Linked DNA regions of Homo sapiens: region 2 is linked to region 1. The links are chromatin loops, found by intact Hi-C in ENCODE. Cell type or tissue: GM12878. All regions are shown on one strand. Links, peaks and the distances in the headings refer to the core of each region. The heading gives the core; the rest is flanking DNA. Region 1 has its middle 100 kb from the start of ASB7. Region 2 overlaps LOC105371024 (a long non-coding RNA gene).

What was found. Hi-C counts contacts between places; a loop is a spot of excess contacts. Peaks named below come from ENCODE experiments on the same cell type or tissue, not always from the same donor. Only the 100,000 strongest peaks of a DNase experiment are listed, where the experiment ranks them.
Region 2: a loop joins it to region 1, with 1.9 times the contacts of the local background. A loop is called at or near these places in 1 of 110 quality-filtered maps.

The regions. Positions count from the first base shown.
Region 1 is chr15:100,700,254-100,705,635 of GRCh38, forward strand. No RefSeq gene overlaps it. Among named protein-coding and RNA genes, the nearest start is that of ASB7, 100 kb to the left of the region's middle. RefSeq lists enhancers at 2,705-2,804, 2,865-2,914, 3,185-3,454. In GM12878, for the core only: no CTCF peak of the experiment used is centred there; DNase peaks (open chromatin) are centred at 3,038 and 3,478.
Region 2 is chr15:100,832,091-100,837,472 of GRCh38, forward strand. It overlaps LOC105371024 (a long non-coding RNA gene), which reads left to right. Exons shown (of 5, transcript XR_932726.3): 5 at 1-276. Among named protein-coding and RNA genes, the nearest start is that of GCAWKR, 15 kb to the right of the region's middle. In GM12878, for the core only: no CTCF peak of the experiment used is centred there; no DNase peak of the experiment used is centred there.

The sequences.
Region 1 (5,382 bases), core at 98-5,097:
CAAACTACTGGGATTACAGGTGTGAGCCACTGGGCTGGGCCCTAAGCAAATAATCCATCATACTAGTTAAAGGTCCAGCCTTCATTTATTGAACATTTGAGTCTGTCTCTGCTGGTTTGAAATGACACCTCTACCATATATTGAGTTCGTTTCAAGACTTGCTGGGTTTTTTTTTTTTTCATCAATCTGTCTATCCTATTGCCAATAATACCACAATGCTTTAATAACTAAAACTTTATAGAATAGTTTGATATCCAATATCTCAATAACCTTTCAATTTTCTTATTTTCAGACACCTCTGGCTCTTCTTTCAGATATAATTAAAATAGAACCCATTTTGCAAATTCTATAGGAATCCTTTAAGATATTGGTTGGCAATTTATTCAGTTTGTGTACTATTTTGGGGAGACGTGAGCCTTTTATAAAAATGAGCATTTCCATTGAGGAACATGGAGTTATTCATGTCTTTTAAAAAATGTCCTTCAATAAATTTTTGTTGATTTTTCCATATAGAATTTATAATCTTCTATTTCTATGGGAGTTTAAAAATTGTTTAAACTTGTTTTTGTTTTTGGCCAGGCATGGTGGCTCACGCCTGTAATCCCAGCACTTTGGGAAGTCAAAGTGGGTGGATCACTTCAGGTCAGGAGTTCAAAACCAGCCTGGCCAACATGGTGAAACCCTGTGTCTACTAAAAATACAAAAATTAGCTGGGTGTGGTGGCACACACCTGTAGTCCCAGCTGCTTGGGAGGCTGAGGCAGAAGAATTGCTTGAACCTGGGAGGCAGAGGTTGCAGTGAGCTGAGATTGCGCCACTGCACTCTAGCCTGGGTGGCAGGGTGAGACTCCATCTCAAAAAAAAGGAAAAAAAATATTGTTTTTTTCCCATTACAGTTCTAAATGGTGATTGCAGCTGTATCGGAAGTCTATGTCTTTTTTGTACAGTGTGGTAGGAAGGTTAAAGTACTAGGGGAAGAATAGGATGACACTAGAAGTTATTTCCTCACTTGTTTTTATGAAAGCACTGGACCTCATCTTCATCACCAATTTTTTTTTTTTTTTGCAAAATATGGTGAATCATGGATAATGCTTCACGTTATAATTCTTCAAGATCTTTTGTCGTTTTACTATTCATTTATTAATTCATTGATTTGTAACTGAAGACGGAGTGGATACATCTTCCTGGGAGGGATATCAATACATCTCAGGGGTTTTAAAATGTATTAGGAAATATTTCATACATACAAAGAATGTGTAGATTGTCTACATAAGGAATAAAGAATAATATAATGGGCTGGGCACGGTTATGCCTGTAACCCTAGCACTTTGAGAGGCTGAGGTGGGCAGATAACCTGAGGTCAAGAGTTCGAGACCAGCCTCGCCAACATGGTAAAACCCTGTCTCTCCTGAAAATACAAAAAATTAGCTGGGTGTGGTGGCATGTTCCTGTAGTCCCAGCTACTCTGGAGGTTGAGGCAAGAGAGTCACTTGAACCTGGGGGGCAGAGGTTGCAGCGAGCCAAGACTGCACCACTGTACTCCAGCCTGGACGACAGAGTGAGACTCCATCTCAAAAAAAAAAAAAAAAAAAAGAAGAATATAATGAACCCTCATCTACCCACCTCTCAGCAAAATAAATAGAACATCATTAAGTCTTTGAAGAACCTTTGAAGTCTTTCTGATTTCATTCTTTTTCTTCTCTTGCAGAAGTAAGCAATATCTTGAACTGTTTATCATTTTTTTGCATTTCAGGAATATGTATATGTGTGCAGGCAGTTTTTCAAAGTCACACACACATTTCAACACACCTTCCTTTCCATCTCAGGCTGTTCTAGTGAGGATCTTTGCCATAATAAGCCACTGTTACCCTGGCAATGTATGGAATGCCCCAGAGTTTGAGGGTTTGAAAATTGTTAAGCTTTGGCTTCGAATCCCTTTGGAATAAGAAGTACTGAAGTCTGTTTGCAGGCTTTCTATTCTATCTTGTGGTTATGTTTATTTCTCCATTAGAGCCCACCTTGATGGTTGTGGTTTGGGGTTAGCTTTGTTTTAATATCTATCTAGTAGTGCACCGTGACCTCTCCCACACACAATGTTTAAACTACTATCACCTCTTCATTTTCCAAGAAAAACTTCGTATTCATACTATCAAGCCTCTCAAAAAGTCATCTGAGGGTTTTGATTCAAAGTATGTTACATTTATATGTTAATTTGGAAGAGTTTTTATATTTGTGATACTGAATCTTCCTAATCAAGAACTCAGTATTTGTTAAAATTTTATTTCCCTCAGTCGAGTTCATAGCTTTCTCAGTAGGTCCTGCTTGCTCCTAGTAAGTTTGTCTGTATGTCTATATTAACTTTTAATAGTATGATTTAAAAAGTCTTCTTTTACATTTTGTTTTCTACAAAGGAAATCTATTGATTTCTCTATCATTGCTTTTGAAGCCAGTCAGAAGGTGTCCATTTGAAAATATTCAGATAGACCTACCTAGTTCATAGAACAGGTGAGTATCAAATGAGAATAAGCAAAAGCTCTTTTAAACTGCAAAGTAATATATGAATGTGACCTACCCTTGTATTGTAGTTTTAAATTGGTGCCCAAGTCCTTACCCAGTTGTATTTGCCACAGCTATGCCATGCCATGCTCTGGCAATAAATTAACCTTGTAAGAAGCAGAAGTTTATTTCTTGCACCTGTAAGGCCCAGCAAGAGTGGTCAATAGTTCTTCTCCACGTGGTGACTCAAGGATCCAGGAGACGTCCATTTTGCCCCAGGTCACTGTAACACAGAAAGAGAGGGATGGAGGACACACACTGCCTCCTACTGCTTGTCCTGGAAGTAAAACCCATCTTTGGTGCTCACAGTCCATTGGTCAGAATTAGTCACATGACCTGGCCTCATAACAAGGGAGGCTGGGAAATCTGGAGTGCTCACAGAGAGGGTAGGTGAGTACTGCTTCCACCACACCAGCACAGTCATAAAGGCTGATGTGTGTGGTCTGGCACTTTCACCGAGAAGTTTCAGCCACAGAGGATGGGCCTTGCAGCTGCTGACAATGTGTGGGAAAGTGTGCTGAACCCAAACAAGCTCTTGGGTTCATGGCCGATTTCCTGGATTTCTCATTCACACCTTTTGTTCTTTCTGACTGGGCTTCTCTGTGTAAACATCCTCACTCACTCAATTCTTTGGCTTAGTCGTCACTTCTAATTCCTCATGGGGCCCTGGGTGACTTCTGAGGGAGCATCTTACCAGGCTTTCCTTGGGCCCAGTGGGGAGTCTGCTGGAAGAGAGCACCTCCAGCTCCTGGGGAGAGCAGAGGAACCCAGTGTCAGGACTCAGTCTTTTGGCTGCAAGCAACAGAAACCCACTCAAATTGACTTCTGTCTTCTCTCACACCCCATATCCAATTGCCAGGAAACCCTGTTGATCTTTCTGGAACTGCCGCTTCTCATCAGGTTTGCTGCCCTCACCTTTGTCTAAGCACCATCAATTCACATCTGAATGATGTGCGCTCTCAGGCAGCCTCCCTGTTTCTCCCCGTATTCCAGCCTCGAGAAAGCGGCCAGTGATGGTTTCATAGTGGAAGTCAGGTAGTGCATTCTTCTGCCCACGCCCTCCAGTGGCTGTCCTGGCCTGAGCCCCCCATACTTCCCCCGCCTTTTTTCCCATGGCTCTGGCCTTCACTCAGTCTCTGTTCCAGCCCCAGTCTCGTTGCTGTTCCTCAAACCTTCTGGGAGGGGCGTGGGAAAAAGGTGATTTCTGCTGGCCAGTGTGTACAGGCCCAGGACCACTGCAGCTCCCCATGGACCCCACGCCAGGGCCTGTCCCCACCACAGGGGACACGCAGCAGGCTGGAAACACTCCCCTCCCTTTGACACCTGGGGGAAATCGGAACAGATTGTAAACTCCATTGATTCCTAAGAAGGGAGGGGACGAAGGGATTTTTTTACTCCTATGACTGTTTGTAAGCAGATATCCCATTACATGACTAGAGTAAGGCCTCAGCACATTTTGAAAACTATAAGAAGCATATGTTGCTATAGATTCAACCATATTCACTGATCATGTAGTGGGCCCAAATGTTGTGCCTGAGGTTCTCATGTTCCCAAATCCTCCTCACAGCTCTGTGAACCGGGCCTGGTGGAAGTCTTCCTTGAACCTCAGAGGAGCGGTGGGGCCTGCCATAGCCATTTGGCTGGCAGAAGGGGGGAAGCCATGCTGTGAGCCAAGGTCTCTCATTTATTATTCCATGTGATGGGCGCTGAGCTGGAGCTGGGGACGCCTACCCCTGAAGAAGACAAGATTCCCCAAGCCTGGAACCCATGAGAGCAGCAGATCTAGTGTGGGGCCCCAGGATCACCTGCATGAAGATCACCTGGTATGTTTATGAAAATGTTCATTCCTGGGCCCCAGATTGGAATCTTGGTCGTGGAACCAGGTGACCTGCTGTTTATCATGCTGCAGGTGATTTTGTGCACACTGGCATTTGAGAACTTTTGGGACTCTTGTGGGAGAGACTGGCTGGTTGACAAAGGATTACAATAGGAAGTGATAAATCCAATGTGGATGAGGTTCCAACCTGCTCTGGGAGAAGACATGAAGGAGTGGGGTGACTCAGGCTGATGTCACAGAAGTCGATGTTGGAGTTGGGCCTCAGAGGATGAATAAGGGTTCATGGGCTAGAGGACTAGAAGAAGAGTGTTCCAAAAGGGAGGGACGTAGTGGTGAAAAGTACAATGGTAGGAAACAGCATTACCTGGTGTGGGATAGAAAGTGGCTTGGTGTGGTTGAGGCAGGAGGTGAAGGGCATGGATGTTTAGAGGATGGTGCAGGCTGGCCAGGGGAAGTCAAGCCAAATAGGCAGAGGCCAGACTATGCATGTCCAAACAGTGTACCATCGGGTGGTACAGGCTCTCAAGCTGTCCTGGGGCTCTGGAGGCAGAGAGGAGGTTGGATGGGACGGAAAGAACCCACCAGAGCGGAGCCAAGAGCAAAGGCCATCATCACGCTAAGGGCAAGGCCAAGTGCAGGCCTGATGGGAGGTTCTCTGCGTGGAAAGATGCGGCAGGGCTCAAGGGAAATAGGGAGACAGAAGCCAGGGGCCTCAGAGAGGACAAGCTATGAGGAGTCAACATCTCTGGCTGAGGCAACTGAAAGTGGTGATGCTGTTATCCTGGCCAGAGACAGCGCAGGGGAACTTGGGAGAGAGGTCAGCTAAAGATAATCAGAGAATCCTACTTTGGGAGGGAGTCCCAGGAGGAAGCTGGGCATGCCGATAGGGAATAAAGAAGCAGCCAGGAGGTCTTTATTGAGCAGCTGTTTGTGCCCAGGCTGCGGCTCGCCGGCTATGGGCACTCTTGAAATCTTGGGAGCCCAGCTGTG
Region 2 (5,382 bases), core at 263-5,262, 130 kb after region 1:
TGCCAGCTACCATTTTTGCTTATTTGCTTTTATTATTAATGTTTAAATTTATAGACAGTGAAATGGACTTCCATGTAGTGTACAGTTCTATGAGTTTTAAGACATGTAGATTTGTGTAACCACCTCCACAATTAGGTTATGGAAGACTTCCATCCCCCAGACTCTGGCCTCAAGCTGCCTTTCATAGCCAAACTCTTCTCCACCCCCAACCCCTGACAACTGCTGGTCTGTTTTCCATCCCTATGGTTTTGCTTTATAAACTCACGCAGTAGGTAACCTTTTGCAATTAGTTTTCTTTCACTCAGTGTAATGCCTTTGAAGTTTCTCCATGTTGTCATCTGTCTCAATAGTTTATTCCTTTTTATTGTGAGGTAGTATTTCATATACCACAGTGTGTTTCTCAATTCACCCATCAATAAGAGTGTTTCAGTTTTAGTGATGATAAATACTCTTTCTATAAACAGTCATGCACAGGTTCTGTGTAAACATGCTTTCATTTCTGTAGAGCAAGTATCTAGGCGTGGGATTCTTGAGTCGTATGGTAAGCGTGTCATTAAACTTAAACTGACAAACTGTTTTTCAGAGTGGCCACGTCACTTTGCATTCCCACCAGCATGTGTGAAAGTGCCAGTTGTCTCATTCTTGCCGCCACTTGGTATTGTCAGTGTTTTCATTTTAGCCATTCTACTAGGTGGGAAACGGACTCTCATGGCTGTTCTAATTTGCATTTTCCTAGAGGCTAATGGTGTTGAAGACTTCTCGTTGTGCCCATTTGCTTATATCTTCTTTGGTGAAGTGTCTCTTCGAATATTTTGCCCATTGAAAAAATTCAGTTGTTTGTTTTCTTACTGTTGAGTTTTGAGGGTTCTTTATATACTCTGGATATAAGTCCTTAATCTCATACGTGATTTGCAAGTGTTTCCTCCCCATTTACGACTTGTGTTTTCACCCACTTAATGGTGCCTTTTGTGGAGCAAAATATTTTAATTTGCTGAAATCCAATTCACGAAGTTTTTCTTTTCTCAGTCATGTACTAGATGTTAAGTGTAAGAACTTCTCATGCAACCCAAGGTCATGAAGCTGTTCTCCTGTTTTCTTCTAAGAGCTTTATAGTTTTACATGGTACATTTTGACTTAATTCTTTTATAAGGTAAGAGACTTAGATCAGAGACTTAAAAAATTTTTTTGCTTATGGATGTCCAGTTGTTCTGTTGGCAAATTTTAACATGAATCTTTTTCACCCTCCTCTTTATATTAACTTTTGTCTCTGTAAATTGAGGATCTTTTTAAAAAAACTTGCAATGAGAAGACATATGTGAAAAGTGCTTTGCAAGTGATTTGTAGAAAAGTAGATAAATAAATATTAGTTTAAAACACATACACACACTCGTAGTAAGACATTGCAAAATGAAGATTCAAAGATGAAGATTCGTCACCCAGAAATAAATTCTGGAATCACAAGGTAAAGTTTGCAATGCTGACTTAAAACCACTTAAGGTCTCTGGCTCACAGGCAGCCTGCCGAAGGGGAAGTGTCTCTGCCTTTCTGTGAAAACAAGGCCAGTCCCTTATCCTGTTAGTGGTCGGATGAGCTTGCTGGTAAAATGGTTGGATCTCAGCTGAAGGTGAATGCTGTCCTCCTACCTTGAGGAGTATAGCTTGCGTGCGAGTGGGTGTGGACCTGTGTGCACACTCGGGGTGTATATGAAACCCACATCTACTGGTCTCTGCCCATGCAGACCCCTCATGGGAGCGGTATTTATGTGAATGATTTACCCTGGTGACTTCAAGACCACAGAACTCCATCCAACAAAGGAGCTCATTTACTTTCTGACATGGTTAATGTCCTGATTTAATGGCCCTCTTATATCACACTCAGCACCCTAAATTATAGGGCAACCCAGACAATAACACTGCAGGGTTTCAGGCTGTACCTCTCCCCAGAGCTGCCCTCCCATACTCGAGTGGAAGCAGCAGAGGCGGACTCTCCTCCCTTCCTGCGAGCCACATGCCTCTGCTCTCATTAAAATAACTGTTTGTACCACCTTGTTGCTCCAGATCACAGTCTCCTGAGATTTTTCAGCCACAGGAAATGCTATTCTGAACATATAACTGCACATGTGAAGACTAAAAATGTCTTTCTTGTTGATATTACTCAAGAAGCAGAGTCAGTGTTTCTTGATTGTGTGCTCTGCAATGCCTCTGTTATGAAAGATCAGTTTCCATAATGACCCTTTGGAGGGAAGTAGTTATGGTAAGGATTTCACAAACAGAAGACCCTGAACTTGCTCCTAAACACAAAACTTGCTGTGTAAATCCAGGGAGCTGCCGCTAGGCATATTTAGTGCATAAGAAAAATTTGTCAGATGGGTTTAAGAGATTTTTACAACCCTGGCATTAATCACAAGGTTAATCGTAAGGTAAAAAGGTAAAATACTCATGCCTAGAGCCCAAATTCAAGGGCCTACATCCAAGACAGCCAGGTGCCTTACAGCTGAAACTCTAAGAACCATTTCTTCGCTTTGATCTACTAATTTATGCAGTAAGTAATGACCTAAGAGTAAACTAAACAACTGAAAGCATAAATTATCTAAGAAATGAAATCTCACTTTAAAAAATACTGTCACTTTCTAAAACTTAGATGCCACTCTATAAATATGGGAAATAAAATGTTTTAATGAGACAAATAGGGAATGACAGGTTACAAAAATTAGCATCCATAACAATTAAAAAACAGCTTAACATTTTATAATTGTATCAATTTGATTTGCTAGAAGCAGATGAGGTGGGAAGGAGAGGCCTCTTGAGAAAGAGGAAGGGAAAGCAGACAGGAATGGTGCTGTATTTTCTGCTCCAGATATTACTCAATTCTATTTTGAATCTTCAAACGTTTACCCAACTCTAAAAGGAGGTTCCTTGCAACATTGGGAGAAAACACTCTTTTTTTAACTTTTATGTTAAGTTCAGAGTACAAGCGCAGGTTTGTTACATAGGTAAACTTGTGACATGGCGGTGAGGTTGTTGTACTGATTATTTCCTCACCCCAGGTATTAAGCCTAATACCCGTTAGTTGTTTTTCTGGATCCTCTCCCTCCTCCCAACCTCCACCCTCAAGGAGGCCCGAGCGTCTGTTGTTCCCCTCTATGTGTCCATGTGTTCTCATAATTTAGCTCCCACTTATGAGAGAACATTTAGTATTTGGTTTTCTGTTCCTGTGTTAGTTTGCTAAGGATAAAGGCCTCCAGCTCCATCCGTGTCCCTGCAAAGGACGTGATCTTGTTCTTTTTTATGACTGCATAGTATTCCATACCGATTATATGTACCATATTTTCTTTATCTAGTCTATCATTGATGGACATTTAGGTTGATTCCATGTATTTGCTATTGTGAATAGCGCTGCAATGGACATTCATGTGCATGTGTCTTTGTAATAGAATGATTTATATTCCTTCAGGTATATACTCAGTAATGGGATTGCTGGGTCGGATGGTACTCTGTCTTCAGGTCTTCGAGGAATTGCCACACTGTCTGCCACATGGCTAAACTAATTTACAGTCCCACCAACAGTGTGTAAGCATTCTTTTTGGGAGAAAACACTCTTAGGAAGCTGTAGAAAAGCCTTTAGTAAAGAAGGCTACATCTTCCACAGAGCATCCTGACCATCATTGGTTATACAATCTGAGTTTTGATCCCATTCCCACTGTAGACGAATTAGTCACTCTCTGAGCCTCAGTCACGTCATGTGTCCAATGGGGATAGCATTCCTATCTTGTAGAGTCGTCGTGAGGACTAACAGATGTAATACAGGCAAGGCGCCTAACAAAGAGTGGCATTGGATAGTGTGAAGATTCAACACAATTTCTCAGGTATTATTATTATTACCATGGTGAGTATTTGGTGATACCTTGAAGCTATTCAAATTAGGCAATGTTTTATTGTTTTGTGGCACCTAATCAGTGCCAACCCTTTCTCTATCCCTCCCTCTGTCTTTCTCATGCACACACACAAATGCACACATACAACATGGCGAACTGAATTTAATGATAAGCTAGGAAGTATGAGAACACCTGATTTCTTTTTGGCTCATAAAATAAGAGTAAATTACTATAAAATAAAATAAAAGTAATTACTATAAAATAATAATCATTATTACTATATGACACTGAAGTCAGGTAAAGATGGAATTTATAATAAACATGAGCATGCTGCCCCGAAACCCATATACAGCTGTGTGTGCTCTAAAGAAAACGAGCTGTGGAAAGAGCAACAAGAAGACAATGAAAAAAGAAACAGGAAGAAGCACATAGAAGCTGATGTACCCCCTCCTATACTTTTTGCTGACCAGTTAAGGGGATCCAGGCCATTCCCTCTACCTAGAAATGGAAGGAACACTGGGCTCACAAGGGGCAACTCTCAGGCGTTGATGAAAAACATCCCTCAGCCCTGTGGAGCTGCAGCCGCTGTAGTTGATAGCATGTAATACAAAACACATTTGTCAACTTTCTTTATATCTAAATAAATAAATACCCAGGGGAAGAGGAAGCTCACTACAGTAATCTGATTTGGAGACGTGTCTCAAGAAAGAATGCACACCCAAGGGCTGGCACGGAAGATGTGGACAGCTATCAGCCAAGCGAAACAACTAGAAAAGACCCACCACATTGGACAGGGTGGAAAATGGCAAATGGTATGGGCAATGGAACCACATGAATCCCTTGAGAATCATATCATTTTCATCAGATTGAGTCATGTGGGAAGATTTGGGGGAACAAGTCAAAATCCATTACTTCAGGAAGCATTCAAGGCTAAAGTCAGTTTTATAGGTTATGTGTGAATATTCTTAAAATCCACGTTGGGTTTTGTATGCTTTATTATTTCTGAATAATTTGAAGCAACGCCTTACCTTTGAGACACTTGGCAGAGCAGGGCAGCATCCCAGCTTGCAGAACTTTTGGAGAGGATCTTGGCCTCTACAGAGGCCACACAGAAAGACGAGGGATGGAGCATGGCCACTCCGAAGGCCAAGGGTGTGGAAGTATTTCGTGTCTAGCAGAGGTGATACCACTCAGGAATTGGTCGGGGGGCAACCTTATCTGCCCGGAAGTTGTTGGCTAGATTTTCAATCAGCTAAAAATGGGGCTGCAAATGCTGACACACACCCCCTCCCTTAATCATGTAAGTGATACCCTCCTGCATTGAACTAAAGGGTCCCTATTATTTCTGATGGGGACTTCATCAGCATCTTAGGTTAGTAGTGGGACTGGGGATTCTTGGCTTCCTAAGATGTGACATTCACAGATTTAGGAGCATATTTCATCATCATTCCTTTCTCCCCTTTATGTCCTATATGTCTCTATCATTATACTTCTTTATTCTAAATTTT